2 separate regions of the Homo sapiens genome follow, and region 1 is linked to region 2. A link is a contact called in ENCODE Hi-C or POLR2A ChIA-PET data. All regions are on one chromosome and are shown on one strand. The core of a region is the stretch at or near the end of the contact, and the rest is flanking DNA. Distances in the headings are between cores, read along the strand shown. Region 1 holds the start of RSRP1 (arginine and serine rich protein 1). Region 2 overlaps RUNX3 (RUNX family transcription factor 3).

What was found. Hi-C counts contacts between places; a loop is a spot of excess contacts on that map. ChIA-PET counts read pairs that join two places held with the same protein, here RNA polymerase II (POLR2A). Pooled maps may share reads with other maps.
Region 1: a loop to region 2 is called in a pooled map, with 2.8 times the contacts of the local background. The contact joins the promoter of RSRP1 here to the enhancer-like site in region 2. A Hi-C loop is called at or near these places in 1 of 50 pooled maps. POLR2A ChIA-PET finds 5 or more read pairs at or near these places in 3 of 52 experiments (HEK293T, RWPE1 and activated CD4-positive, alpha-beta T cell).

The regions. Positions count from the first base shown.
Region 1 is chr1:25,245,505-25,248,805 of GRCh38, reverse strand. RSRP1 (arginine and serine rich protein 1) reads left to right here and starts at 1,352. Exons shown (of 5, transcript NM_020317.5): 1 at 1,352-1,497; 2 at 1,777-2,362. The coding sequence starts at 1,843. RefSeq lists enhancers at 1,112-1,836, 1,837-2,561.
Region 2 is chr1:24,897,425-24,900,748 of GRCh38, reverse strand. It overlaps RUNX3 (RUNX family transcription factor 3), which reads left to right. Exons shown (of 5, transcript NM_004350.3): 5 at 1-1,238. Among named protein-coding and RNA genes, the nearest start is that of MIR6731, 20 kb to the left of the region's middle. RefSeq lists enhancers at 119-168, 2,259-2,328. Within about 2 kb of position 1,673, at least 3 of the 41 ENCODE cell types and tissues checked have a DNase peak (open chromatin) inside an H3K27ac peak, as active enhancers do.

The DNA.
Region 1 (3,301 bases), core at 103-2,602, 350 kb before region 2:
GGATGGGCATTGTATCTTCACTGTCTTGAGATTTAGAGAAGAAACTGTTTAAGAACTACTTCCATCATGATGCATCCTCAGGAGATGTGGATGAACTGCGGAGATGTGGGGTGAAGATGAACAAGAGATGAGTGAGTTTGTGTCTCCCTCTAAAGAAAGTGGCTTTTGTCAAAATGTACTTGTAAAGAAGTGTATAGGCTGGGCAAAGTGGCTCACGCCTGTAATCCCAAAACTTCAGGAGGCTGAGGCGGAAGAATCGCTTGAGCCCAGGAGTTGGAGACCAGCCTGGGCAACACAGTTAGATCCCGTGGGTAAAAAAGTGCAAAAATTAGCATGGTGGTGCATGCCTGTAGTTCCAGCTCTTCGGGAGCCTGGGCTGCAGTGAGCCGTGATGGCCCCACCACACTCCAGCCTGGGCGAGTGAGACCCTGTCTCAAAAAAAAAAAAAAAAAAAAAGGCAATTAACCCACAATTTTCAAGGCAATTGTTATGCTTTATTACAAGAAGTGTTTGAAATGCATCCCATTTGTAGATCCCTAGAAGTAAAATAGTCACCTTTGTTTACACTCACACCAAACACAGTTTTTGGAAGAGATATCGCAGACTTCATTATTATCCCCAGATTAAAGGTCAGTTTTGAGTCTTTTTATTTTGTCTCGACCTTATTACCTTCCTAGCCAAAACATGGAAGTAAAACATCTTTTCTACGTTAATACTGCATTTCCAGGGGTCTTGGGGTGTTCCGGGGGAGGGTGAGGTCCCCTCTCTGTCATGGCGGGGTGTGGACGCGGTCGCCTTCTCCTGGCGCCGCGGTACCTAGGACAGGAGGAAGAGGCCAGGAAGGGTCCAGGGAGGCTCAGGCCGGGTCTGCGACTTGCCGGTGGGTGGCGGCAACGACCCTGTGGGCACCAGCCCGTCAGACGGCCCCAGCTCCGAGCCCGGCTGCGAGCCCTCTCCAGCCTGCAGCCGCTCCTCTCCCGGCCCTACTCCCCGCCCGGCACTGACGTCCAGCCCCGCCCGTGCAGTGAGGCCAGAGCCTGGTGTAGCCCCACGCGGGGCCGTTCCATCTTCGAAGTTTTCTGGTGACTGGGTCGGTCCCGCAATTATCTCAGATCAGGGGGGAAGCCAAGGGCAACGGGACACCCTGATGTATCAAACACCTCCCCCTGGAGCCCCATCGCGCATGCGCACCCTGGAGGCAAGCGCTCGAGGCACAGGGCGCGGCTTGGGGAGGGAGGAGGCAGGGCGGTGGTTGGGCAAGAGAAGAGCCGCGCCCACCACGGAACATCTCTGCGCATGCGCCGGGGGCCAGCTTCTGGTACTTTTGACGCGTCTGCTAACGTAGTCCCTCAGTGCGCATCCGGACGTAGGAGGTGGAGGTTGTGGAATTCGCCGTTCGAAAGCAGGGACTAAAAGCCCCACTTCGTCTTACGTTCCGAAAGGAAGGCGTCTGTTGAGCCTTTCTCTCAGTCGTGAGGGAGGCGTCGACGGCGTGCGGTAAGTTTTCTGCTGACGGGGTCTCTCAGGACCACCGCAGTGGTCTCTCAGGAGTGAGGGACGGGAAACGTGCCGGGCCCCGCGTTTGGGGAACGCAGCGTTTCGCTTCAAGGCCGCGGCCTCAGGGCGCCGAGCGGGGTTTCTAGGGCTCGGTTCCTGTCGCGGCGGTCGCCGCCCGCGCCGTGGCTCCGCCTCCCGGAGGTTCCCCGACTGTGGCTTCCGGGTGGCCAGGCGCCGGCTTCCGCGACTCGACTTGTTTTTTCTCTCTTGGTTTTTTAGGAAGTCCTGAGTTGAGGCTTGCGGGATCCTTTCCGGAGAAAGCGCAGGCTAAAGCCGCAGGTGAAGATGTCCAACTACGTGAACGACATGTGGCCGGGCTCGCCGCAGGAGAAGGATTCGCCCTCGACCTCGCGGTCGGGCGGGTCCAGCCGGCTGTCGTCGCGGTCTAGGAGCCGCTCTTTTTCCAGAAGCTCTCGGTCCCATTCCCGCGTCTCGAGCCGGTTTTCGTCCAGGAGTCGGAGGAGCAAGTCCAGGTCCCGTTCCCGAAGGCGCCACCAGCGGAAGTACAGGCGCTACTCGCGGTCATACTCGCGGAGCCGGTCGCGATCCCGCAGCCGCCGTTACCGAGAGAGGCGCTACGGGTTCACCAGGAGATACTACCGGTCTCCTTCGCGGTACCGGTCCCGGTCCCGTAGCAGGTCGCGCTCTCGGGGAAGGTCGTACTGCGGAAGGGCGTACGCGATCGCGCGGGGACAGCGCTACTACGGCTTTGGTCGCACAGTGTACCCGGAGGAGCACAGCAGATGGAGGGACAGATCCAGGACGAGGTCGCGGAGCAGAACCCCCTTTCGCTTAAGTGAAAAAGGTGGGTGGGTCATTTACCTTTCCATTTGTGGTAATGTATGGTGGCAGTATATGAGTAGGCTAGGGAACCAACGTTGCTGTGTAGTTTCAATATTAGTTCCTTTAGTGCCCGAAATCTTTTTGGAGGAAAGAGGGAGGACATTACCTGTATTTAAGTGGACAGCATTCTCTTTAGGGTTAAAGGTCAACTGGATGTTAAATGGCTCAGGATGTAGGGAACTTTTTTTCCTATTGGCTGACTGTTCTTAGTGGGTGGAGCCTTTTAAATGTTATGATTAAGTTAAAGGTTCTAAGTTAACGTGATTGGGAAGAACAATATCAAAACACGCCTTCTTTTAGTTGACATTATTACTGAATAAAATTGGATTGTCGAGTATCCTAAGTGACCTAGGAGGCCGGGCGCGGCGGCTCACCTCTGTAATCCCAGCACTTGGGGAGGCGGAGGCGGAGGCGGGTGGGTCACTTGAGGCCAGGCGTTCCATACCAGCCTGGCCAACATAGCTCACTATCTAGTAAAAGTACAAAAATTAGCCGGGGGTGGTGGTAGAAATACACTTTAGTAGTGTATCAGTATTGGTTCAGTGGTTGTGATAATTATATAAAGAATCTACAGCAGAAAAACCTGGTTTTCAGAAATACATCTTTGAAGAGAAAGCAAAATAATATCACTATTAGCTAGAGAAAATTAAGTACAACAAAAAGACAAAATAATAGGACGCTCAGGCCTTTAGTCAAGAAAACAAAACTAATTGTTGAGATAATTTAAGAATTTTATTCTTTTCAGCAAGAAATGAGCTGGAGAATAGAATTTTCAGTGAATAAAGTTACACAGTTGTCCCTCTGTTCACTCGGGGGATTGGTGCCAGGATGCATATGGAACCCTCGCGCACACTTGGGGTTTACAGTCTCTCAAACACTGTGGTACTTTCTATCTGCATTT
Region 2 (3,324 bases), core at 424-2,923:
CTGATGAGACGCTGGGCATCTCTCCTCTGTGGCTCTAGGACATCTGTCCAGGAGGCTGGGCGGAGGTGGGCAGGATGTGAGAGGTGGGGAGTACTGGCTGTGCGTGGCAGGACAGAAGCACTGTAAAGGGCTCTCCAGCCGCAGCTCAGCTGCACTGCGTTCCGAGGTGAAGTCTTGCCCCTGAATTTTGCAAAATGGGAAAGTGGGCGCTTGCCCAAGGGCCAGGCTGCATGGATTCTCACATCAGAGTTCTCTGGCCCTAGAAAGGCTTAGAAAAGGCGTAAGGGAACTCATAAAGGCTAGCAGCATGCGGTATTTTAACTTTCTGCCTCGGCCTCTGTGGATGCAGAAATCTGCCCTACAAAATGCTCTTCATTGGTTGTCTCTGTGAGAGCACTGTCCCCACCCAACCTGTCACAACGGCCAGAACCATACACCAGAGACACACTGGCAGGTTAGGCAGTCCTTCTGGTGATCCTATTCCATTCCCTCCTGCTGCGGTTTCTCTTGGCCTGTCCTCACTGGAAAAACAGTCTCCATCTCCTCAAAATAGTTGCTGACTCCCTGCACCCAAGGGGCCTCTCCATGCCTTCTTAGGAAGCAGCTATGAATCCATTGTCCTTGTAGTTTCTTCCCTCCTGTTCTCTGGTTATAGCTGGTCCCAGGTCAGCGTGGGAGGCACCTTTGGGTTCCCAGTGCCCAGCACTTTGTAGTCTCATCCCAGATTACTAACCCTTCCTGATCCTGGAGAGGCAGGGATAGTAAATAAATTGCTCTTCCTACCCCATCCCCCATCCCCTGACAAAAAGTGACGGCAGCCGTACTGAGTCTGTAAGGCCCAAAGTGGGTACAGACAGCCTGGGCTGGTAAAAGTAGGTCCTTATTTACAAGGCTGCGTTAAAGTTGTACTAGGCAAACACACTGATGTAGGAAGCACGAGGAAAGGAAGACGTTTTGATATAGTGTTACTGTGAGCCTGTCAGTAGTGGGTACCAATCTTTTGTGACATATTGTCATGCTGAGGTGTGACACCTGCTGCACTCATCTGATGTAAAACCATCCCAGAGCTGGCGAGAGGATGGAGCTGGGTGGAAACTGCTTTGCACTATCGTTTGCTTGGTGTTTGTTTTTAACGCACAACTTGCTTGTACAGTAAACTGTCTTCTGTACTATTTAACTGTAAAATGGAATTTTGACTGATTTGTTACAATAATATAACTCTGAGATGTGTGGAAGGAGTCCAGTGCCCGGTTTCTAGGGCTATGCATGGAGGTGGGGTGGGGTGGGGGAGAGGATGGAGACCTCCTGCTGTTGCCCAGGAGGAACAGGAACAGAGACACCCAGCACCTTCATCTCCTTGCTTCCAACTTCTTCAGGAATGGCCGCAGAGACCACCCTGGCCACAGGACAGCCGGTGAGGCCTGCTCCTGTATGGCTGGGACCCCAGGAGAGCATCAAATAGGTCTTCAAAGTGCCACAACCCTTCCACCAATCATGAGCGGGCTGTGAGTCTTCCCAGCCGTGTTGGGAGGAATTCCTATGCCTGTTCCTCAGATTCACATTTCGGGAGGGGGCAGAGGCAGAGGGAGAGTCCAAGTGCCTTGGTGAGAACCCCCCTCTGAGGCTCGTGTTTCAAGATCTGTGGCAAGCTAGCAGCAGTGGGGATTGGGAGTAAGCGGCAACTTCAGTGCCCCCATTTTGCAGATGAGACAACTGCGGTGCAAAGAAGGAGTGTCATCAAGGTCCATGTCTCCCTGGGGTTGTCCATGGCTGAACTGGGACCACAGCCCAACAATGGTAGCATGGGTGTGATGGTGTGGGGACCTGGCTTGACAGCCCCCCTCCCACCTTGCCAGCAAGGAGGCCTGGTCCACTTGGGATTTGTACCAACACACAGCCCAGAGCCTGGCCAGTTGGGATTTGTGAAGGGAAATTTTTACAAAACAGACCTTATTTTTGAGTGATGCCCACCGACTTCAAAAACCACTCCCAAAGCTTTGCCCTGCTCAGTTTGGTTGGTCTGCCTGAAACTCAGCTCCCAACAAGAAGCTTCCATTTCCCTAGCCCGGCATCCCCTTTTACCCAAAAGACAGCAGGTCCATCTCTGGACAGGACCTCAGCCGTGGCTACAGAACTTCTCTGTTGGTCTGCTCTGGGCAGCCTCTGCCAGGGTTGGTCCTGAAACGGCATCTACATGGCCAAAACTGTTTCTATTTATTTGGGGTCACTTTGTAGGGGATGGTAGCACTCCTCACCAGGCACACTTTGGTGCCACAGCAGATCGGAGAGGAGCTGTGCCCTCCAGAGTTCCTGACTCAAATCTCCATCACCTGCACCCTAGCAGGCACGAACCAGCACACCCAGCTTGCCAAGGGGAAACTCAAGGTCCCGAGAAGTCTCAGCTTGCCTGAGGTCCCAGGGCTGCGGGAGGAAGTGCTGCAGTAGCCACAGCAGCCTGCAGGTGGCAATAGGGGGCGGCATCCCTGGGCAGCAGGTGGAGAGAGTGGACATCATCCCCTTTGGACAAGGGTGAGGAGAGGCTGCCTTGGTTACAGCAAGAATTCAGGTAAGGTATTAAGAAGAACTTCCCAACCTCAGGTGACTCATTCCCGAAAGGGCCAGCTAAAGGTCTTGATGTGGGGAAGGTTTTCCCTTCCCGAGCCGTGTGGCAGTGGGAGGTCCCTGTCCCTCTCTGAGTCTCCCTTTTTGGTCATACGCTGAATGAGCACCGGCCGTGTGCCAGGTGTGGAGTAGGACCCCACACCCCATAATCGTCTGCTTTGGGACAGGGTGTACCTGGCTTGAAGGCAGGGTTGACTTTCATAGTTTTACAACCCTGGCCTCCTGGACCCTGGGCCCAGCCCCACCCATGTCCCCTGAGCCACCAGCAAGAGCTTAGGTCATGTAGAAGCCAGTTCAGATTGAGGAAGCCATTTAGTTCCACAGCCTGGGAGCCCCTGGACTCCAGAATTCCGCTTTGGAGGCTCTAGGAGTCCTGTTGATCTGGGCTGGACTTTGAGTCCCTCCAGTTTCTTCAGCCCCCACAGCTTGAGGTTGGCCCAGATGGGCCCAATGATGGACCCAGAGAGCCGGCTGTGGCCTGGGGGCTCCCAGAAGTGGCCTCCTGTGGGGTGAAGTGGCCCAGATGGACCCGCCTTGCCGGCCCCTAGGAGCAGCCCTGCCACTGTTGGGCTGTGGCCATGGGGATGGCTTTGGCTTTTACACTGAGCAATGGATGTCCTGGCAGTGAGGCTACAGGCCAGAGATGACACATTCCCACGTTAGGGCCTGGTGAGGGCTTGAGGAGATGGCGCGGGGTGGGGC